2 separate regions of the Mus musculus genome follow, and region 1 is linked to region 2. A link is a loop called in an ENCODE intact Hi-C map of the cell type or tissue named here. Cell type or tissue: left cerebral cortex. All regions are shown on one strand. Links, peaks and the distances in the headings refer to the core of each region. The heading gives the core; the rest is flanking DNA. Region 1 overlaps Zkscan6 (zinc finger with KRAB and SCAN domains 6). Region 2 holds the start of LOC115487897 (a small nucleolar RNA gene).

Region 1 (14,540 bases), core at 6,541-14,540, 1.1 Mb before region 2:
CACAGGGTCTCACTAGGTAGCCCTGGTTGACCTGGAAATTACTAGATAGATTAGGCTGCCCTTGACCTTACAGAGATCCACCTGTCTTTGCTTCTTGAATGCTGGGATTAAAGGGGTGTGCCACCATGCTCACCCATAGGATTCCCTTTTTAAAGATGTTGGAAGTGAGCATCATCAGATCAAGGACTTGCTCAATCTTCTACAGCTCCCAAGGGCTGAGTTAATGTGGAAGCAGGTGTTACTGGCTTTAGGTCCATATTCTTTTTCCTACTAAACTGAACTGCCTCATGCAAGATACGAGTCCCTGTTTTGATGTTTGCACCAGACTGCCAGTGGTCCCTGGGTCCTTGTCACCTGTCTAGATTCTTGTTTTCATGGCATTCACCATATGTCCTTATCATCTAGTTCTCTGGTGAGTGTATATAAGTGACTCGATGTCTGGGCTTCTCTTTTGAGCTCCCAGACGTCACTGTTTATCTAAGCCCACAAAATTTCTCTCTCTCAGTAGCAGGCATTTCCAACTCCAAACCTGACTTGACTAACTTAGCAGAATATGGGGAAGAGCTGGTGGGCCTGCACCTTCACGGCGCTGAGAAGATGGCAAGACTCCCCTGCAAAGGTCAGTGGTATCATAGTCTCTAGCCATTTCTGACCTCTGCAGATCAAACTGCAGGTGGTGGGTGAAGTAGTTATTGCATTAATTATAGCTAACTGTGATCTTGACTACCTGCAGTTGCTGGCTGCAGGGCTGTAGGTATATTTATTTAACCATGAAAGAAAGAGCACATGTTGGATCTACTGTCAGTCTTGTCTATTTCAATAGTTTGCCTTCTCAGAGAGAACTAATATTCAGACAACATGAGGCCAATATAGGTAGTTAAAATTTCCTCAGAAAGACTCCATGTAATAGCCAGTACATCAGTAAAGAAATTCAGAGAAAATACTTTTTGGATTTGTAAAAAACTTGTATTTGTTAGCCTGTGTTTATGACCTGTGTGAGGGTATGCTGTGCCTTTGCATGTATCCCAAGGCCAGAGCGCAGCCTCATGCGGCCATTTGCATGAGTCCCGAGGCCAGAGCGCAGCCTCATGCGGCCGTCTCCACTGTTGTGGGGGCCGTCAGGCTTGGGTAGAAAGCGCTCCTACCACTGAGCCGTCTTGCTGGCCCAAACCAAACTTTCTCAACCCAATCCCAATCAGTGCTAACCACCTACTTCAGCAAAATAAACAAACAGAAGAGTGTTCTATATGGTCTCTGTGGACCTGGACTTCATTAAACAGCAGCATCAATTGATGCTTAGCATGTTTGAAGACTGGCAATAAATCTGAATTTTTTAAATAGGTCACTCCCATGTGTACACACATGCCCATGTACATGTGTGTTGAATTCTAGAATCCTGGAGAAGGAAAAGGACTCAGATTATCCTTTTCCTAATGGAGTCTAATCATTTTCCTCTGCTAATGTACTACAGACAATAAGAGTTGATAGATATGGCTTTATTATCAATTGTTTTTTTGTTCTGGGAGTCACGTCAGATTTTGTACATGCGAACCACACATTCCACCCAGTTCTGATTTTAATTTGGAGCAGTATATTTACTATTTCACAAGAGTTCCTTTGGAACAATCGATTGACACCTTGTCATGTCATCAGGGAAGACAGGCGAGCAAACTTGGGAGAAGGCGCTTCATGAGTGTTTCCTAGAAAAGGAGCCTGGGAAGACTGGGGCTATCTGCTTCACCTCGTAGGATTAATATTATAAATTTTGAATTTTAAAATTTTTGGTATATGGGTATTTTATCTGCATATATCTACACCACATGCATTGCATGGTGTTCAAGGAGGCCAGAAAAGGCCATCAGATTCCCCAGAACTGGAGTGCACACAGTTAATGAGCTCCCACATGGGTGCTGAGAACAGAACCCAGGTCCTCTGTAAGAACAGTAAGTGGTCTTATACACTGAGCCTGTTATTGTTATTATTATTATTATTACCATTATTATTTTAGAGATGATTTTTTTGACATATTTATATTCCCAGTAAGAGTGAGTAAGAACAGAGCTTGCCTAACCTTTTAGCAGTTGGGTTTTATTTGTGATATTCAGCTCATTATATCCCAGCTGTTTTCTGTTTGGCTTGGGGTTTTGTTGTTTTTTTTTCCATCCATCCTTCTTGCTGACTTGGCCCCATTAGATTCTGCCTTGCATAGCCTGTCTTTATAGCTTGAGATAGAACTGAGAGAAAGCGTAGTAGAAGTAAGTGTGGGAAGATTAATTTGGAGGTCATGAGGACAGATGGGAAGAGAACACTTGGAGAGAGAAGCTTGTACAGGGCCTAGTAGGGGTCCAGGTTTATAGGGAGAGAGACTGAACTGGGGCGGAGGCTACTGCATCAAGGTAAGAGAGGACCAGTTGGAAAATCCAACAGCTGGGCAGACTGCCAGATGTGTGGTAAGGCCAAGTGCAGAAGTCAGAGAGAAAGGCTGTCTTTGACCATGTGAAAGGAGAGTTCACAGTGAAAGCAGATCAGCAGGGTCAGCCTCAAAAAGTTGTAAACTGCATATGTAGTCAGGATACCCAGGGAATAAAACAACAGCAGAAAAGTAAAACAAAACAAAAACCCCAAACCAGTTGCGTGATTCCTAAGTAGATATCTTAACAGCAGAGGAGAACAGGGAGCCGAGTCGGAAGCGATACCTCGGGAAGGAGCCCAGGAAGCTGAGGTTGTCAGGTCGCTTCTGATGAAGGAGGCAGCCGGGATCCCTGGGCAGGAGCTGCTTCTCTGTGCAGGGCTGTGAGGGAGCTGCTGGAGAGCTTTGCCTATGCTGCTTAACAGAATAAGCTAGAAATCAATTTTAAATTTGCAAAAATAATTTGCAAAGTAGACACAAAGAAGAAAAAACATGAGTGGATATTTTATTTGCAGTCTGTTTGGATTGGAAACATTTTTCTAAGCATAGAGGTGAAAAAATCTTTGAGGAAAAGATTAACAGACTTATAATAATAATTTGCCTATAAAGTAAAAATAATTCTATACATCAGAATAACTTCAAACAAAAGTACTGCAACAAAATTGGTGTAAAACATTTTTGTGAATTTGATAGATAAATAATGGTCTGTTTTAATTTTTTTTAAAATAGAGAAAAGTTAAACTAAGTTGATGAGAACAAATTACTTTTTTCAGTAAAATTTGGACATCAGTCTTGGAGTATAAAAAGTAGCTCCCAGATGTGGGAGGAAAAAGATTTATCCTTTTATCACTGAGGAATTAACATTTAAAATAACAAAAATCCGTTTTTCACTGGTCTAAATAGCATACATAGAAAAAGCATTCAGTACTCAAGTATTAGCACCCTCCCATTTCTCCTGCCTAACAGCATAGCAGAAGACGGGAGAGCCCTGCTGAGAAAGTCAGGATGCCAGGAGGTGTTAGGAACTGCGGGGCTGGAGAGATGGCTCAGTGGTATAGGATTCATGTCGAAGAGCTGGGTTTGGTTCCCAGGATCTACATAGCAGCTCACAACCACCTGTAACTCTCACACACACACACACACACACACACACACACACACACACACACACAATAAATCTAAGAACAATTTACCAAACCAAACCAAACCATATTGTTCAAGCCATTAGGTATTGCAGTTGTGCTCTGAGGAATTCCTTTAAGGCATTGATCAGAAAATGGGTAAACACTTATGAAAAGAATTGCTTATTACAGTGATATTTATTGTAGTAAATAACATGACTAAGGGCATAGGTTTCCACAGTGGGGACTTCCTAAATTCACAATATATTTATTATTATTTCCATGGTGGCTGTTAATGCACTCTTCTTTAAAGACAGCAGACAGTACTTTACTTTGAATGGGCTCTGTCTTGGCACTCAGAGAATGAACATGTTTAGTTCTATCTCTGATCGGTGCGTAGGCCTGGCAGTTCAGGTAAGGTGAGAATAAAAAGAGAGAAGAAAACAACCTCTTGTTTGTTTTTGTTCAGTTTGGTTTAACTTTTTGAGGCCGAGTCTGAGGTAGAGCTGCTGGCCTTGAACCTGTAGCTCAGGATGTTTCCTTGTTTTTGTTTTTTGTTTTTAAGGATGAGTCTTGCTCTGTTGCCTGAGCTGCCCTTGAACTTGTGATCTTCCTGCCTCACCTTCCCACCCAGGAATTATAGGTGTATGATGCTATGCCTGGCACTGAATAAAATCTCAGATTTATAAGGATAAGGTAATTTTAAAGAGTTTAAATAAACCTTCCAACCAAAAGAAAAAATTAAAATCTTTACCAGATCAATAATAATCAGAAACCTGCATTATGAGAAAAGGCATAATTGTCTACACAAGTTACTAAAGCATGTATAGCTAGATGCGGTGTCCAGGGCTTGAATTCCCAGCTACCCAAGAGGCTGAGCAGGAGTCTGACCTGAGCTTAAGAGTTTGAGGGTAGCCTGGGCAACATAGCAAAACCAAAACTACTTACATAAAACATATATAAATAGCAAGGCACATAGAACTGCTCTAGTTAGCTGGTGTGGCACAATATAGCCTTATTGCATTGAGCCTACAATAAAATTATGGATACAATAAAACATTAATGAAGTTTATTGACTAAACTAATGAAATTTATTAACTAAATTTTCAATTTCTTGGGCGGTAATGGTACATGCCTTTAGTCTCAGCACAGAGGCATGTAGATCTCTGTGAATTCAAGGCCAGTATGGTCTACAGACCTAGTTCTAGGACAGCCAGGACAACACAAAGAAACCTTGTCTCAACACGTCCCTCCCTGCCCCCCATAGGTTTCTTATATGAGAATTCATGTTAAATATTAAATAGACCAGGGTCAATATTTACTATATAAATGTTATCTAGCCAGATATAGAACTGTGTTCAATATGACATCAGTTTTATCTAAAAGTAGGCTATACATATGTGCATGTAAGTGAAATTAGACTGGAAGTCCAGATACAGTGGCACTTTAATCCAGCACTCAGGGGGCAGAGGCAGGCAGATCCCTTGGAGTCTGAGGCCAGCCTGGCTGATGAAAGTTCCAGGCTAGCTGGGGCTGCATTGTGAGCCCAGTGTCGTATATCCCATAATAATTGGTAATGCTGTTGGGGTTGATTTGGGTTTCTTACATGTGTTTATTTTCTCCTCCTAAATTCTTCCTGTGTTTATCTTTTATATATAATCAAATAAAAATCTTGGGGCTGGATGGCTCAGCATTGAGAGCATGTGTGCTGCTCTTGCAGAGGATCTGAGTTTGGTTCCCAGCACAGATGTCTGTGACTCTAGCTCCTCTGTGGGTACCTGCACTCGTGGATGTACATATGCAAGCATACTTACATACACATAATCACAGATAATAAGAATAAACCTTAGAAAGAAAACCAACCATCTTAAGAAGCACTGACCGTATATAACTTTGGTGGTTGGGCCTTTAAGTGCATACTGTCTGCTTGTAGAGGAATCAGAAAAGCTCACTAGAAGCCAGTGCTCTTCAGAATGAGTGGCTCGGCTTCAGAGCCAATTGATGTAGCCTTGAACCAAGCCCAGGCAGAGTGAGTCTGGAGTGCTCAGGCACCTGGGTGATAGTTTTCTTCCACATTTATTGATACCCTTTCAGTAAAAAGAAACGTGATGCTGGCCTGGCACCATCTTTGCATCATTTGGATAACAGGGCATAGCAGTTACTGCCACTTAAACCTTCTTTTTCCTTTCAGAAGACAGACAAGAAAATGACAAAGAGAACCTAAACTTGGAAAATCACAGGGACCAGGGATGTCTGGATGTTTTCTGTCAGGCATCAGGTGAGGCTCCACCACAGACTGCCTTGAGTGATTTCTTCGGTGAGAGTGAGCCGCATCGCTTTGGAGGAGACAGTGTCCCAGAGGCTCTGGAAAACCATCAGGGTGAGGGAACTGGGGCGCATCTCTTTCCTTATGAAAGGGGCTCTGGGAAACAGCCAGGTCAGCACATACAGAGCTCGTCTTTGGGAGAACTGACTGCCTTGTGGCTAGAGGAGAAGAGAGAGGCCTCTCAGAAGGGACAGGCCAGATCCCCCATGGCCCAGAAACTGCCCACTTGCAGAGAGTGTGGGAAAACCTTCTATAGGAATTCACAGCTTGTTTTTCACCAAAGGACTCACACGGGAGAGACATACTTTCATTGCCACATTTGCAAAAAAGCCTTTCTACGAAGCTCAGACTTTGTGAAACATCAGAGAACTCACACAGGAGAGAAGCCCTGTAAATGTGATTACTGTGGGAAAGGCTTCAGTGACTTCTCAGGCTTGCGCCACCACGAGAAAATCCACACAGGAGAGAAACCCTATAAATGCCCCCTCTGTGAGAAAAGCTTTATTCAGAGGTCAAACTTCAATAGACATCAAAGGGTTCATACGGGTGAGAAACCTTATAAATGTACCCACTGTGGCAAGCAGTTCAGCTGGAGCTCCAGCCTTGACAAGCATCAGAGATCACACTTGGGGAAGATGCCCTGCCCATAGCCACGTCCCCAGGTACTACAGTCCACTGCAAGCCTGCTCACCTCTGCCTGGAAGAGCTTGGACCAGAAACGACCTCCTCCTCTCTGTGTGTTGGAGGGAGAGGAGCTGGGCACTGTTTTGATGTGGAGGGGATGTTGTTCTGAGTTGAGTCTAGTTTTTCTTTTGCACCAGGAAATAAAACAGTTTTTGTTTGTTTCAGCTGGCCTCCTATTTTGGACCCCCTGGGAAAGACATGCAGTGTAGATAATGACTTTAGTAGCTCTCCAATGAGAGCCTGACTGGCTTCTAGAGCAGGCTGTCACAGAAGGGGAGGTAGGGTCGACTGTGAGTGCATGCCATCTTTGTCAGACTGGTGACAGAGTTCCTGTCTAACTGTCCTTTATTTGAAATAAACTGAGCTGAGTTGGTCTCTATCTTCCTTGTAGCTGCCTTGTTCACTGTGTTTTGACTCTCACTTCTGAATATACAGTTTTCATAGAAGAGCCCATGTGGGGACAGAGCTCCAGGACCACCCCCTAGAAACCTATCAGGTTGGTCATGTAGCAGAAAGAAACTAGAAAGCAAAAGCATGGGCCATGCTGGGCAACCTTTACCTCAGGTAAGTCTGCCTGTCACGTGGTCACATGGCTCAACTCTCCTCCTTTCTCCTGGCATCCTTCTTGAACTGTTATTGTTGCCAGAGTGTTTTATGTTTTAAAATGTTCTTTATTACCTCATTTTGCCTGTAGGGTGTTAGGAAGAAATCAATAGTATCGATCTAGTTTTTAATACTGCCCAGGACTTTATTAACATATATATGTCTAACCTGCCCATTTGTCCTTGTAATCACAAGTTGTATATCTCAAAGTTTCCTTCCTTGGTACAGTGAAACTTCTATCAACACTCCCATGTACCCCTCCTGACTCCCATTCAAATTCATGCCCTCTATTTTTATCCATGTTAATGTATGCATGCAGAAATCTCTATCTCTATGTATATTAGAATCTCCTCGAATGACCATTGCTTTACTATGCTGAGTAGTTAGTTAGGTCTCCTTTTTGTTGAGTGGATTAGAGAGCTATTGGTTACTGCCAGGATGATGTGTGCTGCTACTACAGCCTTAGGGTTATTGTGCCATGCTGGTGGCTGATGTGGTTTGGAGGGGCTGTGTTGGGAGGTGGTGTAACTGGGTAGGACTGTTGGTTGCCTCTCATCTTTGGTACCATGAAAGTTACTTCGCAGTTCAGGTCAGATGTAACTCAGGCGTCTTTGAGCCCTATTTCTGACGTGCATAGTATTTGCAGCAATAGGAACCTCTACCTCTGGTGGTAACTAAGAACAACAGCGTAATAGGCTGTATATTTAGATAGCCCTGACCAACAAACTCAAAAGACAGCTTCTCATGTCTGCTGTTGGGGTTTTTGTTAGGTAGTCTTTGACTCTTGGAGGGAATGCTGTCAGTCTAGATAAGAAGAGTTCATTAAAACTGTATGCATATTTATATACGGAATTATGTCTATTATAGTTTTTTTTAAAATAGTATGATCCTTTGTGGCTTTTTCAGCCATCCTTAGTGCTGTTTTATCTACTTCCCTCCATCTTCTGGATTACCACCTTCCTCTTCCCTAAAGAATTCCCCTTTCCCATTTTTTTTTTCTTAAACTTTACCAAGTTGAGTCAAGAATTGTGCAAAGTAGGATTCAAGCTTTGCTCTGATAAGTCCTCCAGGGGCTTCGAGTGCCTGTTGTATTTCATGAAGCACTGTCTGAATGGTAACTAACTACTACTTCAAAGGTATGAAAGACGAGGAAGAGTGATCCCTGCTCATCCTCACCTTCCGTACCAAAGTCATTCACAGAGCTGTGTGAAACCCATCAAAACTGCACACCCATTTAATTTCCAGTGGTCATGTCTACAATGGGGAATCTGGACAGTTTCAGGTGAGTAGCTTTATAGTATAAGCTTCTCCTGGGGGGTGGGGTGGGTGTCTCACGAGTCGTATTCAGACTGTCAAAGCTAATAGGATCTGCTTGCACGGTTACAGTTGTACCCTCAGCAAACAGGGAGTACGAAGGTTATTTAGTAGATGTGTGACTCGATCCCAGGCTACTATGACAGGTGCCATACGACAGCTGCTACAATGGAGGTGATCTTGTTTTTGTGAGTCTTACTGGAGTGCAGCCACACTCACTTGGTTACGTGTCTAGGCTGTAACCCTGTTTGGGCCACAGCGGCCATATAGAAGGTTTCTAGCCAAGAATGTGGCTTGCAAAGCCTTGAGTATGTACTCTGGCTCTTTACAGAGCAATGCTGGTGTTGTAGCACTAATCCTTCTAAACAGGGCAGTGTTTCTCAAGCAGCGATGGCATGCAGATTATGATTGATAGATACTGCCTATGCGTGTGAGGTATCTGGGAGCCAGAGCACAAAGGTCCAGGACTGCACTGTGGAACAAGGTCTGTGGTCATTACCAGCTTGATTGTCTTGGTCTCTTTACCATTATTTATGACAACAGTTCTTAGAAGAGTTGAATAAATCACTTTATTTGAAAAATTTACTACTCAGAATTCTCCCATTATTTCTGGGCTCTCGAGGAACTCAGCCTCACTTGAGGCCCTCCAAGTTCCCTAGAGAAATTCTACAGGGGTTTAATGCTTATGACTTCTTCATAATAATCTATCACCCACCACCCACTTGCCTGTCAGGGAACTGAGAGCGGCCCTCCTTTTTTCTCCCAAGGACTCTTAAAGATGTTAAATCTGGAGAAGCAAGGCAACACCAGCCAGAACCCACTTGGATGGGTTTTCTTTAGTCTTCAGATTGAAAGTCCACACGTAGGTGGGTCCCCGCTGACAAGTCTTGTACACAGGACAAGCATAGACACTTCGACAATCTTGCTTATCTGCTGGAATGGCCTTGAGGAACATCACAGGCATGGGGGGTGTCAGGTCCTTCAGTTTCGCCTCTGCAATGATCCCAGTCTAAGAACAAGAATGTGAAGAGAGCCACCTTAGTCCCAGAGTCCAGCCAGCCCATCTTCCCCAGGTTCTGGCAGAACCCTCCCACTCTTCAGGGTTCTCCCGATAACCCACAGTGTATGAGAAGCTCTCATATTTAAAAATACATTTCTCTGTGCTTAGCATAAATCATCTTTTTTGCTTGTTTATTTATTTGAAAGGGAAGTCTTGCTGTGTAACTGACGCTGTACTTTAAACTCAGGATTTTTCTGCCAGCTTCCTGAATGCTGGGATTCTAAGCATGTGCTATTACACCTGGCTTTAAAGTCAGTTGCTGATACAGAACTCTAAAGTTTATCCATCCTGTACAGATTAATCTATTTTCAGATAGATTCTCCCTCTTTACTTTTTCATATATCCATTTTATCAGGGTATGAAGAGCAAGTTTTTGGCAGATGCCATGTTAAAGCTCTAGTCAGGGAAGGGAGTGCGGTTTCTGCCAGCACATGCCTTTGGGTTTGAGGTTATAGCTGAGCAGAGTTGCTACTTCTTTGAGATTTTGTTATGTGGTCATGTCACCTCTGGGGCATTTCAACTTTTTGCAAGGAAGGACTCCTCCCCTTCCCCCCAACTGGGGACAAGGGCAGGCCTTGGCCATTTTGTAACTTTTCAGATTATGGTTTTCTGGGCTGGCTTAGTAGACTTATCAAAGACCACTGTCTAATTGGCTATAAAGTTTTTACTGATTCTAAGATGTTCTCAGGAGCCAAAGAGTCGTTAGCCAGATAAATTTGGGCTTGCAGCAAACACACTGAAGATGAGATGCTCTCGAGTCTTCAGAAGACAACCTGCTGCGATCCCAGCTCTGCTTCCTTACCACATGTGCTAGATGCTTCCTGAAGCACCCCTTGGAAACTTGGGGAGACACTGATCCCTTTACCACATGCCCCTGGCCTGCTTTTGTTATGAACAGAATAATTTGGTTTGTTTTCATAAATGTATTAAAATGATTTGGCTTTCTAGTTCTCTCAGAGGTTGATGTAAGTTGTGGTGGATGACAGAACTAGTGAACAGAGGGACTGTCATTTGTCCCCAGGACAGAATGTTCAAGCTGAGGAGGAGCAGGGCAAGCTTAGACTGTCCTTAGCATACCATAAAGCCAGCCCTTTAAAAGTATATGGTTCAGTGTTCTTATAATAATATTAGTTTCAAATTATGTTCATTCCACCGGAAAGAAATGCAGTAACCGTTACCAGTTGCCATTCATGTTAGATATTCACACCACTTCGACTGCAGTAAAGACTTTCCCTGCCATGGACCCTCTTTGTAAACTTGTATACATTGTAAACTTTATAAGCCCTCAAGGTGGGAAAGTGGCCAGGGTCCTGCCTGAGGCCCCCTCCTCCACACCTCCCTAACTGTGATAAAGGTCATCTCTAGTCCTTTAACAGGATCCTCCCAAGATTGTGCTAATTTCAGGTGAAAAGTTTGCACAAAACCCACCAATCCCTGAGTTCAGGACTTGAAATCTTACCAGTACTCCTGGAAATCTCTACTGTAGAAAGCTCCACCCTCCAAGAACCCCTGCGCTTTGTCTAGCTCCCTGCTGTCTGCTTGCCCTGGGGAGCATAGGCAACCACTGCAGGATTCATCCCTCCACATCCTGGAGCCTCTGATCTCTTTTGAGATTTGCTGCCTGCTGTGACTCTCATTGGAGGGAAAAGAGAATCAAGGAAGAGAAAGGAAGCAGCCAGAGGGCTTGGGCTCCTGAGCTCCTCCGCTGGGGTTTCCCTCCCCTGGGAGCTGGACTGCCTGTGCTGAGGAGGCTTCCTCAGAGCCATTTGGTCCCTGGGCTCACCTGTCTCAGGATGCCTTTCCATCGGGACACTGTCCCACCTTAGAGCTGTGCGGTTCCTGGGTCTCCGTGACTTGGGATACCTTTCCATTGGGACAGCTTCTCCCCTCAGATCTGTGTGGTTCTTAGGCTTCTGAGTCCCAGAATACCTTCCCATCCAAGCAGAAAGGCCAGCCATCAGCACCATGGCCTCGTCAGCTGTCTTTGTACCAGATGCAGGCCAGTGGCTATTCTCCCATTTTATAGTTTGGTCAGTGGGGCACTTGAGAGGAAACACTAGACCACAGCCACATGATTGGTAAATGATGGTGCTGAGGTTAGATCCAGCTAGTGTGGTTGCACGGGCCTCATCTTAAGCAACCTTCAGAACCTTTGCTCTTGGATGGATTTAAAGAAAAAGGCTCAAGAAGAGAAAGGGCACCTAGGTAACAAGATTCCAGAGCACTGCACCGGGCTGTCAACATGCATGCCATTACTATACCTGTGTGTCCCAGCAGGCACCTTCCATGAAGAGCCCATAGATGTAGGCCCCTTCCCGAGGAGGGCTCCGGAACTCCTCTCTGTTCTTCTTTGTCACATCACACTGCAGGGCCATCTGGTCTAGTGGCCATTCATTCTTGCGGGCCATGGACTGCATGATGGCAGTCAGGAAGGACTGGGGGTTGAAGAAGCCCGTCAGCCACACAGTTGAGGGCATCAAGAAGTCGCCTGTCCAGGACTCCAGCTCTTTGATTCTGTTAAGCAGGTCTAGAAACCAGGCTGCCAGGCCTGCTGTGGAAGGGTAGGCTCGCCTGGCCCAGGACTCTGGGACCACATCTAGATATAGGGCATTCTGTAGGTTTTCCATCTCACTGGTCATGGTCAGCTCCCCCTAAAGACCAATAGGAAGAAAAAGAGTTAAGGAGGCAGAAGTCTCTGGAAGCACTAGTCTTTGTGTCCTTTGACTCATAGATGGGAGCTGACTCCAGCGGTACTGGCTGCTAGTGTGGTTCTGTCTTGTATTTGCTTTGCAGAATTTGTCTTACCAAGGCTGGTGCTTTAGAACATGCCTAGTACCCACAGTTGCCACTTCAGCCGCAGCAGTACAGATGTGAGCTTAATTCCTAGTGCAATTACTGGGCATAGGTACTGAAGGCTCCCATGGTAGTTCTAGCAAAGTCAGAAACTTTTTCATGGGCTAACACTTTCTAAGTCCTGTTGGCAGCATTGCATGTACCCAGTAGCCCTATGTGGCCTGGCAGGCATGGATGTCCCAAGTACCATAGAAGCTTCAACATGCATAGTTTTTTGCTTGGTCTTACATCCTAGTCTGAGTGAGGGTAAAGAAGTCATATGGCATAGCAGGGTAGAGAAAGATGCTGGTCTTCTCATTTGTCAGGGGTTGGGGGGTAAAATTTAAGCTGGCTCTTCTGGATACCAAGAGCATGTGTGACTATGTAATACATCAAGGGGCTGAGGAAATGCAGGAGGACAGGGTAGAGCTGATGTCTTGGTCTGTTCTGTACAGCAGAAATAAACAGAATAATAAGCCTGGGCATTAAATTAGGTTCTCAGAGTGTTCCTACTCTGAGTGGAAAGGCTACATTTCCCATTGATGGAGACTGTAGAATGTATGTACTTTTGCCAGGGCATGCTAAAAATCTTTTATGTTACAGCTTAAAAAAAGTATTATATGACTATAATATTACCATTTGCTTGCCAATCTGGTTAAGAGGATATGTACAAAAGTAATGGATTATTACAAAAAGCAAAGTACCACAGAGCCAACATGAAAGTGTGTGTATGTGTATATGTGTGTGTGTATGAGAGAGAGAGAGAGAGAGAATTCATAACCAAGGCTAGTTTCCAATGCACACTCCTTCTGTCTCAGCCTCCCAAGCGCTGAGTTTGCAGGTGTGCATCACCATGCCTGCCTGGGAAATGGTGCAGTTAAGTTTGCCTTTCCATAAAACTGGTTTGAGCTTTATCAAGTTTGGGTTTATCAATGGGAATTACTTACTGTACATGGGGAAAATTTCTGTCATGTGAGAAGATAGAGAATAACTCCATTCTGGATTTGTCCCAAACTGTAGCCCTACAGGATTCATAAGAAGCCATTAGGGCACAGACTATTGGTGTCACCGAAGTGTGATGAATATGCCCTCCTGGTCCTCAAGTGGCCTACTTAGAGGACTGTGTCAGAGTGAGACAAATCTATAAGTCATTCTGAACTCCAGACAGTGCCTACTGCTGCCCTTTGCTTGTACGGAGAAGTCCTTTGTTTCTGGTTATCTCCTCTGGCCAAGTCAATAAACACTTTGTTACCAGGCCCCTGTGAAGCCTGAAACCAAGGCTTTGAGTTTTAAGAAAAAAATGATGTGCTTACTATTAAAATAAGTATAGTGGGCTGGGGACATGGTTTAGTTGGTAAATGTTTGCCAGGCAAGCATGAGGACTTGCGGTATATTCCCCAGATCCCATGTTAAAACCAAACTAAACCAAACAACTAAACAACAAACAAACAAAAAACCAGGCATGAAGTTGGTGCTTTTGTGTTCCAGTGCTGGAGAGGTAGAGACTCACAGGTGCCTGGGACTCACTGGCCATAACTTTGTCTAATTGTTAAGTTCTAGGCTAATGAGAGTCCCTAACAGGTTGAATGGCTCCTGAGGAACAACATGGTTCAATGTTGACAGAGCTCTGGTCTCCATGTGTGTGTGTGTGTGTGTGTGTGTGTGTGTGTGTGTGTGTGTCTTTGTGTGTGTCTTTGTGTGTCTGTGAATACCTTCCCCAAACACACGCACATACATCCACACAAACTGACTTCCCTTCCACACAAGTGTGACCAGCAGTGAAACCATGCTTTATGGAACCCATAGGAAGGGCAACAACACCATGAGAGATCCCCAAGTGAAACATGAACTCAGTTGTAATAAATACAGACTTTGGGGATGCTAAGAGTATTTTGCGTGGTGGGACAAGGGCCTGATGTGAATCTGTAATTGCTCTGAACTTAAAAACTATGCTAGAAAAAGATAAGGTCTACTTTTTAAAAAATGCAACACTTAATGCTTAACACCCTTCAGAAATCTAACCTCCTTTGACAGCAGAGGTACACAGAGTATGTCACTTAATGCCTTAACAGTTTTCTCACGTCTTCTTGTGATATTATAATGTATTCTGACAGCCATGTGCACTGACTAACCTGAATGCCAAGCAAGAGAAACGGGAAGAATGTCGCGCCTCCCAGGCTTCCCCTTGTT
Region 2 (15,556 bases), core at 3,151-11,150:
ACATAGTACATTTGTAAAGGACCAGACTACAGTTCCCCTCACCCATATCAAGTGGTTCAAAACTGCCTGTAATTCCAGATCCAGGGGATCCAATACCCTCTTCTGACTTCCGTAGGTACCTGCATGAAGGCACACTACACACACACACACACACACACACACACACACACACACACACACAATCAATCAATCAATCAATCTTTAAAACAACAACAACAACAACAAAAGCCATCCATATCAGTAGCCCATTTTTCCCTCAAAGTAAAACAAGGAGAGGATAAATCATAGAGAATAGATTTCTAGTGAGGGTGATGGAGATGGCTCATTCACGCAAACAATGAGACCTGAGTACGACGAATTTCTATCATCCAAGTAAAAGGTGCATATCCGTAACCCTCACACTGGAGAGGGGGAGGCCAGCAGCTCCCTGGAGCTTGCTGCTTAGTACCCTTCATCAAACTCTAAGTTCAGAGACCTTGCTCAGAATATAAGGTGAACAGCAATATAGGAAGAAATCTAATGTCTGTCCTTCGCCTCTCATTACAAGCATAAACACATGCATTCGCAACTGTATGCACATGTGTGCATATAAACACCATGCATACACACACAGAAGAGTTTCCAGTGAGCCTAGACTCACACCAAGAGAAGTTTAACAAGTCTAGGATTCAGGCAGGTTGGGGAGATAGAAGTTTCCATTCTATGAAGATTGACATGCAAACTATGTGGGCTCCACCCTTCCTGCATGACACCAGAACTCTCCCACTGATTGACTAGAGTTCCCTCCTCCCAGGAATGGGCTGGGCTGGGGAACCCTGCCAACATTTGTGTTGGGAGGGCTAGTTTCTTTTGCTTTCAGGGTTGATTTTGTCTTCCTTTGATGGGCACATCAAATAGAAATCATAGTAAGCGATCCAATCTAGAGATAGTGAAGGCCTGCCCCGCTGGAAATGGTATCTTCTCTTTCAGCTCACTCTGCCATGAGCCACCATGTGACCCTACAGCTTTAACTCCCGAGAACCCTGATTCTTCTGTTTCCAAATCTAGAAAAGGCAAACATATACTGGGAGCAAAGAAAGATGCATGAAGGAGAGTGCTTTCTTTGTAGATGAATTTATAAATCCTTCTACACTTGGATATAAGGCTTTTTGAATGACAGAGGCATTTTGAGAAAGGCAGGGATAACCAATGCATGCAGAGAACTCAAAAGGAAAAACTGTATCAGCTTCCAAGCATTTCCTACGGGCCTAGGGTTGTGCTAGGGCTATGGTCAGTGCTCCAACCCTACTTCTGTTGTCACTATACAGTTGGGAGGACTGGAAGTCAGAATAGTAGTGACTGCTCCTTCTAAGCCAGCAGGGATCTCCATTCAAAACTTATCTGATTGGGAGACCCACCAAGTCAAGAAAAATACTGATGTACGTGATTGTTTTGTGAGCTGCCAATAGGTCTGAGTTGCTGTATCCAAAACTAAAGGAGAGCTGTGGAGCCACACTTCCCAATTAGCAGACTGCTTTTTCAGCTAAAACGGCAGTCAGTCACCTGGGATGTTGCAAAGAGGCTTAGCTACTCAGCCTCATTGCATTGCCATTATGTCACTGCTGAAGTCCAACAGTCTCTCTGCCACAAGCCAGCTTCACAGCTCTTTCCAAATAGTTCCATCCTGGACACTAAAACCAGGAAGGTGAAGGCTGCCAAGTTCCTTCAAACATAAAAGAAAGGAAAAAAAACGTTTCCCTCCACAACCATAGGCTGTGCCAATGATTACAGCACGCAGAGAATTCACTCACAGTTACAGGGCATGGATCCTTTAAGGAAATACGAAGCTGTTCAAGGGACAGGGACACAGTTTGCTCCAGGCCACAGGCAGCCTGGAATCCACTGAGGTTTTGCTCATTCCTCCCATCACTCACACAAACCCCCAAATCACTGTCCTGGCAGCTCCTGCATGGAGGCCCAGGGGAACATTGTGTTCTTGGCTTCCTGAGCCTTGTCATTTTTCTGCTGCAAGAAAAGAAAGAGCAGAGGAAGCCCTTAGGGGGGCTTCCATTCCCACAGATTAAAAATGAAAACAAAATATGGGCAAAAGAGGCAGAAGACTGCAACCTCCACAGTGGGATAACACTGACTTCCTGTTCCTGGAAGCACATCACTTCCGCCCCTCACACAGAGAGACACGCCCCCTCGCTGAGAAGTGTTCTGTGTATCTCCCATTCAGTAGTCCAAACTCCCAGGATTGGGAAAGAAATATCCAGGAAAGAAAAAATAGAAAAAATGCATTTATCCTGGTTTTTTTTTTTGAAAATGCATTTTTAATTTAATTTAATCCTTCAAAAATGTTACTACGCCCTGCATTTTATGGAGAAAGAACCCGAGGCTCAAAGAAATGAAATGGGTAATCCTAAATTACAGTAAGTTAAAAACCCAGGCCTGAGGGATAGGAGATCAATAATCTTCACCAACATATGGATCCTTCATATGCCAATCAGAAGAGGAAAAGTTTCAAGTTTACTAAGCACCAAGTTTTCCTAAACCAGAGGGTCTTTTTTAAAGAAATCTGTATGTTAACATTTTTTCCTTTCCCACACTCTCCCCAGGAATAATGTCTGGCCCCAAGGCTGCTCATGTGTCACTCACTGGGACATGTGTGTTTATAAGTGACACTAGGAAAGGAAAACTAGGGTTGCTAACCAGCTCATCAGAGATTGGTCTTCCATTTGGGTAAATGGAAGAAGCCACAAGTCTGGGATTGCTGGGTGTCTCTAGAAAGCGAAACAAGTAAATTTTAAGGTGGATTCTTTTCTAGAGCCACCAGAAAGCATTTACTCTGCCAGCATCTTAGTGTTATCTCATTGAGACCCATGTCAGATTTCCAACCTCCAGAATTGCAAGCTAATAAAGCTACAATGTTCTATGCCACTGAACCTATGGTAATTTGTTACTATAGCAATAGAAAGCTAAAATATCCAATGGTGAAACTGAATCATTACACAACAAGATACTGCTTTCCCTGTCATATTGACAGGCCATGAATCATAGATGTAGACCTCGACTCAAATTCCAGCCTGAGACAGCTTGATCCATGCATCTTACTCACAGTGGATGTCCCCATCAAAGAAAACTGAGAAAGCCAAACCTATCAATTAAAAGCCCATCTTATGGGATGAATTGCTTGTGTGTGTACATTGCACTTGAGTAAAGTGGGAAGGCTATTTAGAAGCATGGCAAGACTTATGGAATACATACATCTCTCTGTCTCTGTCTCTCTCTGTCTCTGTCTGTCTGTCTCTCTCTGTCTCTGTCTCTCTCTGTCTCTCTCTCTCTCTGTCTCTCTCTCTCTCTGTCTCTCTCTCTGCATATTGCCTTTATTCTTCTCTTGTTACGACAGTTCCTCATTGGTACATGGCGTCAATATGACCACCTCCCACCCCCGGATAGCAGCTTTCTGTTACAGTGATGCTCCAGCTTTCCAGCCTGTTTCTCCTTACAGCCAGCTGACCCAGTCTCCTAGCACCTAATTTAAATAGTTAGAACATGGAGACCACCATAAACCAGGTTCTGCTGTGCCATCAGTTATGGTCAAGGTCAAGGACTGGGAGCCAAGGACACTCTCTTCAGAGACCTGCCTCATCTAGGGCTTGAGGTTGGGCAGTACCTTTAAGAAGGCATCAGATGCATCAGAGAGCAGAGAAAAGATGGCTAACATCTTCAATGCCTCTCTGTACCCTGGAGACTGGCTTATCTTTGGAAGCCAAAATGCATCCCCTCTGTCTGACAATCTGCTCTTTCCCGTCCTCCCCTCAACTGGTCATGTGGATCTCCATTCACCTCTGTGACACCTCTGTGTTTTTCAGTCCTTCCATCCTTTGATTGACAGTATCTCTTTAAATATGTTAATATAGTCACCAAGTTACATTCAAATGGTGCTAGCCCGAGAACCATTCCATTTATTTTTGGTGACTTTGCATATTTTACAGTTTAACTCTCAAAGGAAAAGAATGGATGCCCAGTTCTTGGGGAAATAATTCAGACTCAATGCGGGTCCCAAGTGTTGACCATTACAATAAGTAATGACAAAATTATTATTAATGACAAGAAATGCAAGTCTTACAGTTTAGTGTGGTAGAGATGTAAATAATGGCACGGATTCTGATGACAGCACTCAGAGAGTTGAAAGGCTGTGTGTGAAGTCTCACAGCTCTCTGCAGTACTCAGGCTGAAACAAAGCAGTAATGGTTGTCATCTGTAAAGTATAGTGCCGGGCATTCTGCACTTAATATTTCTAATCTCACTGTAACCCTTCAGTGTATAACCTTCCCAACTCCCATAATTAGGAGGAGTATCTGACTTGAAAGCCCAGTTCCTCCCCTACAGCTCCCCCTATACCCTTGGGTCCTTAAGGGCCTCACATGAATCGCTTTATCTTCCCTTCAAGTCTCAGCTCAGACTCTGTAAAAATTTCCCTTTATCTTTTTGCAAACTCAGGTGTTATTTCTCCAGCACTCTCCAACTCATCAATACAACCAGAAACCCACTAAGAGCTGCATACGCAGCTGGGAACAAACCATTCTGATTCCCACCTCCAAGAAGCTGATGTGTTCAGGGAGAAATATAGAATGCCAAGAAAGCCTCCTCCATAGGGCACTGGCCTCATCTGAAAGGCCAATCACTAACCTCCTTAAAGAAATGGGATGTGAGCCGCAACCTTCTCTGTTTCCGTTAAACCTTTGCTGAATGTGATAGGAGGTCCAGGTAAGGCACCTGCAGCCAGAGCAGGGCTCTGCCCAAGGTGTGGTGTCAGAGAGGCTGTAAGCAGTAGGTACTGTCAGGACAGAAGCATAACTGTCCCTTTGGGACCACAGGCAATTGGTCTTAGGGTTCTCCACAGATACCAAAATCTATAGAGATTCCAACCCCTTATTTATAATTGTATAATATTTGCCTGTAATCTATCACACGCTCCTGTATAAATATATCTTTTCTTAAAAATCATCTCTGGATTACTTATAACACCTAATGCATAGTAAATGCTATATAACATTTTTAATGTATCCTTCGGGGAATAATTCCAAGAAAAAATCTGCCTGTGTTAGATGAAATAGCAATTATTCTCTAGATGGTTTTGATTCATAGCTTCCTGAAATTCTAGGTGTAGAAACTGCAGGCACATAGGTTTCACTCTATTTCTGCAGTGCCTGTCCCTCTGTCTTCTTCATGCGTATCAGTCATGGGCAGCCATGCAAGCCAGCCCAGACTACCAAAGCCTTGCTTAACAGAGGAAGAAACCAAAGCTTAATGAATGAGGCAGCTGGAAGAAAGGCCCATAGCCAATGCACAATTGACAACAAAAAACATGGCTTCTCTTTTAAATGTTACTACATTTTTTTATTTATTCAGTGAGTGTACACATTTATTTATTTAGTGAGTATACATGTATGCATGTGTGTGTTTGTGGGGTGTGTGTGTGTGTGTGTGTGTGTGTGTGTGTGTGTAGCACAGCATTCACGTGATTGTCTCCTTGTACCTTATGGGTTCCTGGGATAAAAGCCGGGTCTTCAGACATAGGAACAAATACCTTTATCTACTGAGCCATTCTGCTGGTCCAAAACTTATTTGTTTCTTAATTCACAAACCTTCTGCTGTATTCTATGCCATCACCTGTGGGTTTCCCCCAGAACTATAATGAGAAATCATGACTTGTCCCCAATGGAGCATGCTAAAAACCAGGACTTGATGAACAACTGTGCCACCCTAACCATCACCACAAGGTCCCAGGGAGGCATTTCCTCCATGGGAAGTCCATAATTCGTATTAAGAAATGACATATCCTAAAGAAGCTGGTTAAAGGGAGAAGCAGATGGGTTCTGTCACATTCTCCCAGGGTGAAACCCTCTGTGGGTGATCCATCTGACTCAGTTTCACAAGAAGCTGCATCGTTCTCCATGACTTTTGCACATAGCTAATATTCTAGGTACAAGGCACAATAATTAACTGCGTGCGCTAATAAACTGGGTGGCAATTAAAGCTGAGATTGCTAAGCAGGTCTTAAGAAGTCACATTCTATGGCGTGATCCTAATATTTTCTGACAAAGGTCTAAAGAGAAGCATAGACTGACTCCTTCTATTAGTTATGTTTTAATTATAAATTATACGGATGAAGCAGCAGGCCGTAATTGAGCTTCTCTGTAATCTGGTTCCTTGGTTGTCACCTAATTCTTGCTCTTTCAGCTACCAGACTGTGGGACTCTCAATGGGAGAAATTTATTCTAGAGTGTGTTTTTCCTTGTGCCCCTGATCTTATATTCCTGAAACATTGAAGCAAGAACAAACCTCCTAGGCAGATAAAGTGATGTGTTCCGGTGCACAGTCATCAATGGCTTTGAGTGGAAGCCTGGCCAATCAAAGTGTTCAGAATTGCACTGCCTCTACTATGGAATCTAGAAAAACCGGGAAGAAGTAAAATCGAGTGGATGATTTGCCTGAACTCCTTGCTGAGTTGAGAATGTCGACCCAGTGCTTCCAGAGTATATCTCTCTTTACTGCGTGTCTAGAGTTTTGTCTGCTCTAGCTTTTTGGAAATAGATGCTCTGTTTCCCTTAGAATCTGTTCAAATGCAATACTTCTGGGCCCTGTAAGCAGAACTAGGAGTCCAGGAGAAAGGAAAAAGGAAGATGATGAGAAAGAGCTATGTCCAGAGAAAGCAGACAATCAGGGCCACATCGAGAGGAATGAGCTCCCCATCAAAAGTGACTGGGGGAGCGACATAGAAAATCACCCGTCAAGGCTAGACCACTTTCTGTGAGTGAGGTGCGGCTTACTGCTAATCACACAAGGCGTAGCTGAAGATACAAACAGTGTACTGGGTACCTTATACAAGGATGCTTTAAAAGATGGGTCAGGATAGACATGATCACATGCGATAGCTACCCATACAGGGTGTACATGTGTGCATGTATCTATCAAAGGTAGCTGTGCTCTTCCTGGGAAGAATATGCTGCTACTATCATAGGCTACTTCCTGCACATGCCACCTATCACAACACACACAGGTATGTTCTAGTGGCTTCTTTGATCCATTTGTCCTTCAAACTATTTAAACTTCAAATCTACATTACTTTGCTTATTGCAGTTTTGTTATATACTTTGTTGCCCTTCCAGATTCAAAATTTTATTCTTAGGATAGCTAATCTGTTATCACACATTTTTATTCCAGGTTCGGTTTCTCTTTGGTATTAAATAGTTTCACAAATTCTTACTGAATTCCTTTGTAAGTCAGTGTTACTCATAAAAGCCAATTTTAGTTGAGTTGGCTGAAAAAGACTTCCCACCGGGAACATAGTAGTTCTCTATTAATTATTAGTTATTATTAATGATTGTTGACTGTTATTAATCCATCTTGTGCCATTCTCAATAGTTTCCTTGTTACTCTTTACATAGAAAGCCTACCTTGTCTAATGGTTTGATCATAGTATAGTTTTTGAATTATCAACTATTGCTTTTTAAAAATATTCTCCATTTTTTTAATACTTTGTGTTTACCTCTTTCTCAGACTCCTAAGAAGCAGGCTACCTCTAGGGATGGGTGACAAGGAAAAAATAAAACACAGGAATAGGCAAAGAAATGATCTTACAGAAAGAAAGAAATTGGTTCAAAAACATCTCTCCAGTGGGTTGGCTGAGAGTGCCTCCCTTGGCTGCAGGCTCCTTGGTCTCTGTTCTGCCCACTGCTGTTATCTTCTCCTGTATTCTCTGGTACCACCAGTTTGCCTCTGCTCTGGGCGTTTGCTGCCCAGATTTCTTGCTCATCTGAGGATGCCTCTGATTCGATTCCCACACTCCCACAGTTGACAAATAAGGTCTGTATCTGTGCTATGGGTCTCTTTGAGAACAAAGAGAAGCAGGTAGCCTTTTCCTTTTGTCTGTTTTCCTTAATCAATAGTGCCAGTGTCGGACATTTGATGGCATTTGATCCTGAATTGTTTTCCAGCTTTCCCATGGACTTCCCCTAAAGCAACCCGCTGTGAGTAGAGTGCAGGGTTCATGATCTAAGACAAGCGGCTATGGTGTGGATGTTGTTTGTTCTCCAAAGGTTGTGTGGTGGGTGTTTGCTTCTCATTGTGAAGGGGCCTTTAATACATGGGGCCTGAAAGATGGTAATTAGCTTATTGGGGGTTCCACACTCATGAAGGGATAATGGGCTAAATTCATCAGAGAGCAGGTTCCTTGAAGGCAGGCCACTCAGGCACTGGCATCTTCTGCACACGGTCATTTCCCTTTCTGATCATCTACCTACCTAGTTCTGATCTTCAGAACCCAGCAGAATCAGCCATGAACCTCTGTTGAGAGAGCGATCCCTAAGGCTTCTCCATCTCATAGCTCTTAACTCTTCCAAACATTCCTCCTGAAAACAAGTTCTAAAGGCCTAGGAACAGCAAGGCCAAGTTTACCACAGAATTGACTCCACTTGTCTGAGTACCAATTGTCTATATTAGTTACTTGATGGCTAATATTGACTGTCAACTTGATAGGACTTTGAGTCACCTAGGAGACAAACCTCTTGGCAAGTATTGTGATGGACCTTCTGCATTGAGTTAATTGAGGTTAGAAGATCCACTCCACATACGGCCAACAGCATCTCGTGGACTTGGATCCAGGGACAACAATTTTTTAAAAAAGAGCTGATGAGTAGCATCCATTACTCTGCATCCTGACTGAAGTTGTAATGTGACAAGTTGCTTAAAGCTGCTGGTTGACTATAAAGCATCAATCCTCTCTTCAATTGCTTCTCTTGAGTATTTTTTTACAACAAAAAATAACTAATGCATTACTATTCTTTCTGATGGGACCAAAACACCTACAGAAACAAGTCAAGAGATGGGGGTTTATTTTCCTTCAGGGATGCAGAAGGATTTTAGGCTACCCTGGTAGGGAAGGCGAGGCAGAGTAGTTCTGTCAATTTCTAAAGACCCACTCCTGTCAGGTTGACCCCATACCTCAAAGCTTCCATAGCCTCCCCAACCGGTATCTTCAGCTCCAGAACAAACATCCAGAGGCATGAGTCTGTGGGGGAACAGCTCCCATCTAACCCACTACACTTCTTAGTCTGGGTGTTATAGTATATTAACACAGAAGTCACTAAGACGCCAGGGTTTCCCAAGCTACGGAGCACATACAGATCACTAAGGTATCTTACTGAAGTATATATAGGCTTTGATTCAGTAATGTTGAGATGGATGCTGAGAACCTGTGGATCTTATCAGTCCCCAGGGACCACATTTGAATACCAAGGGCTCACAGCAGGGCTTCCCACCTTCAGGTGACAGAGTCTCACATTTTCCCAGGCTGGTTTCAACTCTCTAAGTAGCCAAAGATGACCTTTAACTCCTGATCCTCTACTTCCACATCCCAAGTGCTAGGATTATAGCTCTGTGCCAGCACGGCTTATTTTGGGTTGACATATTTCCTTATCACTCCACGAAGCTGGTCTTTGCATTACAGGATACTTAGTAACACCTCTGTACTCCTCCTACCACACCTCTTCCAAATTCCTTTTTATTTCTTAATTTATTCATTTATTCACTTTGCATCCCTCCCAGCTCCCTCCTACTCCCAGTACCACCTCATAAGGATCCTCCCTACACACCCATTTCCTCCCTCAGAGAAGGGGAAGCCCCCTTCCGGGTAACACCACACACACACACACACACACACACACACACACACACACACACACCAGCACATCAAGAAGCTACAGGACTAGGTGCACCCTCTCCTACTGAGGCCAGACAAGGTGTGACCCAGTTAGGGAAACAGGGTCCTGGGATCCACAGGCAGGCAGGCAACAGATTTAGGGACAGACCCCATTCCTGTTGTTGGGGACTCCTCATCAAAACCAGGCGGTCCATTTGCTACTTATGTGCAGGAGGCATGGGTCCAGCCTGTGCTCACTCTTTGCATAGAACCTCTTCTAGATTCTGACAGCTAATGGGGTCTTCAGAAATTGTCATGGTCCCTGTGACACAAAGCCTGGTCCTGCAAACCTGAGGCCTGTTGACTTAACCCATAGAGAACTGGGTGAGCTACTCTAGAAGGTTTCAGTGTGGCAGACACTCTCAAATGTTGACCAACTATTAAGTGATTACATGTTAATCCAGCAGGCATTGCTTGTCACAGGTAATTTATGAGAGAGATGGTCTCATGTGAAATATTTGAACTCTTTCCTTTGCATGGTTATATAAATATTCCCCTTGCTGATGCTTTCTGCCTGCCGTTTAAATCATGCACTAGTCAAAAGATTAATTTTGTTTCCAAAAGCAAGAATGAATGTTTTTAATAATATACATTTATACTTTGTCCTACAGAACTATAGGCTGTTTGAGAATGTCATGTATAAACAGAGCCCTCCAAAAGGAGGAAAGCAAATTTCAGCAAATGTCTGCAAAGTACCAAGAAGTATTGTCTGTGGTGTTGCAATTACAGAACTAGTTTGTGGAGTGTGGAAAAAGCTTTATTTAATATGTAAACAAATAGGCATAGATAATAGAAAAAACATGGCTAAAGACGATGGGAATCAAGATAAAGACATCACAGCCTGTGGCTGACTTCCTAGGCCTGATCTAGGTGGATATTTGCATATTGTCGCTCTACTAAGATTGTCAACAAGATTCACTTCCCTCCTCTCTCAGATGGATACTCTTTACAAATCTCACCCATCAGCACCAGCTCAGCCTGCACTATCCGATGCAGCAGCCACCAGTGCTGTGTAGCTATTTAAATTAAAATTAGACAAAATTTAAAATGCAATTCTTCACTCACACTGGTCACCTTCAAAGTCTTCACAACCATACTGGCCACGGGCTGTGATTTGGACAAAGAGAGAAGACATTGTTATCATCGTAGAAAATTCTCCCAGACCTTCCTGGTTTCAAGAGTAAAGCCAGGTATAGATACAAGTTATGTTAGTACTGCCACTGGTGATGGCTGGGATGCTCACACACAAGGAAAACACTCAGTCATGTACAACTACCTACAGCATGCTGTGGCGCGGCACTGCCCAGGCACTCATATTTCATCGTTGCATCTACTGCAGCCATGAATGCAATGAACACATAAACTTGAATCTTGAATCAGAGTAGGGGCCAAATAATTACGGGCACACTGTTTTCTATAAATGTCATTGTCTAAGCTCCAAATAGCATCACAGATATTCTAGTTATAGCAGAATAAAAGAGTGCCATAGTAGTCTCCTATAAAAGTGCTAGTTTGGGGGGCTGGAGAGATGGCTCAGTGGTTAAGAGCACTGACTGCTCTTCTAGAGGTCCTGAGTTCAATTCCGAGCAACCACATGGTGGCTCACAACCATCTGTAATGGAATCTAACGCCCTCTTCTGGTGTGTCTGAAGATAGCTACAGTGTACGTAAAATAAATAAAAAAAAAATTTTTTTTTAAAGTACTCGTTTGGTTTGCATTTGTAAAAGGGCATGCTACCTTCTGGACTCGTGTTCTGCAAGGGGTATAGGCAGGACTAAGGGAGCGTAGGTTAGAAGGGATAACACGGGACAGTTGCAGCAAGCAGAATCCTGCTCAGCAGATACATGGCTCTCTTATTCATAACACCAGAAGGGGACAATCAAAAAGAAACATGTGACTCTCCAAGGACTTGATAAAGCAGTAACAGATAACAACAAAAGGAACATTACTATCACATCCCAGAGCTTAAGCTAAATGAACTTAAGCTACTCAACTTAAGCTAAATGGTCAAAGAGGCCCTTTGTCGGTGGTGTTGATCTTCTACCAGTCAGGGGCAGAACAGATGGCAGTCCTTTGTTCATCCTAGCTTGGTGCCTGGCTTGGTGACCAAAGCTGTTTTAAGCCTAGGACACATATAAATCAAATCAAATCAAATCAAATCCAGTCAGTACAATGCAGGAGGAGAATGGCAGCAGAGACCTGGGGTCCTCCATGCCACACAGTGAGAGAGGGAAAAGATGCCCACAGACCTGCCCAACACCCCATGGCACTGGTGGTCCATAGACACTGGCTTGCTCTCACACCATCCAGCGCAGAGGGAGGATGTCACTCAGGGCTCTGCCAGCCACGTGAGCAGGCTGCAGCAGCAGGAGCCATGACAGTGTGCTAGTGTGTGGTGGACAGATGGGAGAGAGAGAGAGAGAGAAACAGCTTAAGCATTAGACAGAGATAGACCTGGAGAGTGGACGGTGCAGAGAAGTAGCCTCTTGTGAGTGACCCATGGGGAGGTTTGAGCTCGAGCTGCCACTGAGACCATGTCTGGGTCTGTGGCTAAGCACCACCCGGGGGTCTGTGTCGATGACCCTGGCTCATATTATCACTAGAGAACATGTCCTGTCAGGGCATTCACCAGTCAGAGCAGCCACCAGGGACCACATGGAAATCCAAAGGTTGGACGGTGCTGACCCCATCTCTCACTGGCACAGGGGAAAGCTGGCCCAACACCTCACCCAAGCAGCACACTGGAACTGGCCCTAGTGGAGAGGGTGTGGATGAGCTAGACCTGAGGGTGTGAGTGTGGGAAAGCTGACCCTGTCACATGTCTGCTGTGGCGTGTCTCGGGTACAGCGGTGAAGCGGCCCCCTTCCCCGCGCCAGCCCCTCTTCACCTCTGCAGTCCAGAAAGCTGCTAGCCCTGCCCCTCACCAGCTTCAGCACTCAGAAGAGCAGGCCCTGTACCTCACCTGGGCCTGGACAGCACAACAGAGCTGACTCTGCAGGGGCCAGAGCAGGGGGGGGAGGTGGGGTCGGTAAGCCAGCCGAGGGCAAGCAAGAGGGAGATCTGGCCCCATCATGCATCTGCTATGAGGTGGTGCTATGAGGAGGTACTGGGGTAATGATATCCCTCCCTCCCAGCCCCAAGCCCCTTCAGCAGTTGGGAGAGCTAGCCCTGAGGGCATGAGCAAGCAAGCTAGCTCTGCCCCCCTCACTGGCTGTAGCACTCAGAAAAGCAGGCCCCATACCTCATCTAAGTAACACAGCGGAGCTGGCCTCATTGAGAAAGGCACAGGTGAGCCAGCCCCAAGGGTGTGAGAGTGGGAGAGCTGTCCTAGCCCCTCACAGGCTGCAGCACTTGGGAGAGTGGGCTCTGAACCTTGACTGGGCAGTGCAGTAGAGCTGGCTTTGGAGGTGTGGTGCAGGTGAACTGACCCCAAGGGCATGAGAGCAGAATTGGAGAGCTGACCCTGCCAGCTGCAATGGGTGGCAGCATTGGGTGGCCTAGTGGAGCAGTGGTTGGAGACCTCACCCTGTTGGTGCAGATAAAGAAGAGCTGGCATTCTGACCAGCTCAGCTGTCACTGAGGACCAGTTCCAGGGCTCCGAGTTGTCCCACCCCAAAAGCTTTATCAACTGCAAATGGTTGGGATTCCTGAAAGGACCAGCCCTGCTGATCTAGGGCTGCAGGATCGCCACGATACGGGGCAACGACAGGATAACTGGGAAGGAGTTCCCGTGAGGATACAACATTGATGGTGTCTCAGAAGCCAGAGGCCTTGAACCAGACCAATGACTCGTTGCAATGAACATTTGCAAGTGAAGATGTGTGGACAAAGAGTATACTGTGGGACACACTGTGACATGCTACAGCATCTATGATGAGATGTTTTCTATGCTTTGGTTTGGGGTGTGTGTGTGTGTGTGTGTGTGTGTGTGTGTGTTTATTTTGGGGGTGAGGTAGCAAGGGAGAGGGACAGGTATTAGGGGTCAGGAGATGAGCAGGACTGGAGTGCATGATATGAAACTCACAAAAAAATCAACAAAAAGTTTAAAATAAATGTTTAAGATAAATATTTTTTAAAAGTGTCTTTTCAATTCATTGCCTTATACATTGGTTGGATGCTTTGGGGGTTTAATGTATGTGTGGGTATATGAATATATACATGTAATATATAATATAGTATATACAAATATGTAATATATAATATATTACATAATATATATATATAAATATATGCTATATAATGTACATTGTGTATATGCTGTATGTAATATACATTATATATACTTGCCTATATTATATATAACATATATATAACTGACTTTCTCCTTTGGTTGATACTTTATTGGTAAGGATATTCTCACATTCTGTACACCACCACTTCACCCTGGTTATTGTTTGCCATGTAGAAGCTTCTTAACCTCGCATAATCCCATTTGTCAACTCTCAGGATGACTCCCAGTGCTCTTGGAGCCTGGTTTAGAAGGGCTTTGTCTACGTCTCTATCTTGAAGTGGTTTTTCTTACGTTTTCCTTCAGCAGCTTCAGGCTGGATTTGCAGGTCTCCCACTAAGTCCTTTGGTCTGTGTTTCAGCTGATCCTTCCAAACAGGGGCAGAGTATCACATCTCTCTCATCTTCACGAGGAAACCAAGCTTCTCTGAGCCATTTGTTAAAGACGCTGTCTGTCCTGCAGCATGTGTTCTCCACAGCTCTTCCTCACCCATGGACATATGGTCAGCACTAATTGGGTTCCAGGAGTTATTAATAATATTTTTTTTTAAAAAAAGAGGATCTGAAGCTGAGAGAAAGATGGTTTGGAAGGCCCCAGGAATGATGGGGGAGCTAGTCGCATGTGGATATGATCAAAATATATTGTATGCATGTATGAAAATTTCAAGGAATAAATAAAATGTTATCTTTAAAATGTTCTTAATTAGGTGGCTGTACTGTGTGGGTTTATCTCTGGGCACTCCATGCTATCCCATTTGTCCAAGGCCTGTGTTGTGTTGGTACCGTGGTTCTGTATATAATATGGGATCAGGTGTTGTGATACCTCCAGCATCGTTCTTTCTGCTGAAAGTTGTTTTAGGAACCCTTAGTGCTCTCATGTGTCTTTTAGGATTTTTTTCTACTTCTGTGAAGAGAATGCCCTTAGCAATTTGGTGGGAATTGCGTTGACTCTGTAGACTGTTTTCAATTATATAGCAGCTTTTACAATATTAATGCTGCTTCTTTACCTGTCGTCAAGGAAGGCTCTATGCGAGAGATGGAGACCATTACAGAAAACCACAACCAATTCAAGTGCACATGGCTATAAACCTTTCTCTTTCTTTGCTCAAAAGATTTGTTTGTTTGTTTGTTTGTTTATTGATTGATTGATTGATTGTACTGGTGTTTTGTCTGCATGTATGCCTGAATACCACATGCACACAGTGCCTCTGGAGGCCAAAAGAGGGCTTGGATCCCCTGGAACTGTAGTTAACAGACAGTTGTGAGCTGCCATGCAAGAGTTAGAAATCAAACCCAGGTTCCTCTGGAAGAGCAGTCCGTGTTCTTAGCCCCAGAGCTGTCTCGCTAACCCCTAAACTTTCCTTTAATAACTGCTTTACCTTTGAGGCCAAGGTTTTGATAGATTGTGCTTTCATTTTCATTGTATTCTAGGAACTTTTAAAATTCCTCCCTGATTCCCTGATTTTGGTGACTCGGTGGTCACTCGTGAGTATACTGTTCAATCTCTGTGTGTTCATCCAGTTTCTATAATTTTTCTTGCTATTGAGTCCTACTTTTTTGAACTATGATCTGATGAGATA

The links. Peaks named below come from ENCODE experiments on the same cell type or tissue, not always from the same donor. Only the 100,000 strongest peaks of a DNase experiment are listed, where the experiment ranks them.
Region 1: it touches region 2 in a loop (4-fold over the local background); 11 of 42 quality-filtered maps call a loop at or near these places.

What each region holds. Positions count from the first base shown.
Region 1 is chr11:65,822,320-65,836,859 of GRCm38, forward strand. Zkscan6 (zinc finger with KRAB and SCAN domains 6) reads left to right here. Exons shown (of 7, transcript NM_001302374.1): 6 at 506-619; 7 at 5,723-6,920. The coding sequence ends at 6,507. It overlaps Dnah9 (dynein, axonemal, heavy chain 9), which reads right to left. Exons shown (of 69, transcript NM_001099633.1): 68 at 11,780-12,169; 69 at 9,005-9,467. The coding sequence ends at 9,240. Among named protein-coding and RNA genes, the nearest start is that of Zkscan6, 22 kb to the left of the region's middle. In left cerebral cortex, for the core only: no CTCF peak of the experiment used is centred there; no DNase peak of the experiment used is centred there.
Region 2 is chr11:66,880,694-66,896,249 of GRCm38, forward strand. LOC115487897 (a small nucleolar RNA gene) reads left to right here and starts at 11,747; the gene lies at 11,747-11,885. In left cerebral cortex, for the core only: no CTCF peak of the experiment used is centred there; no DNase peak of the experiment used is centred there.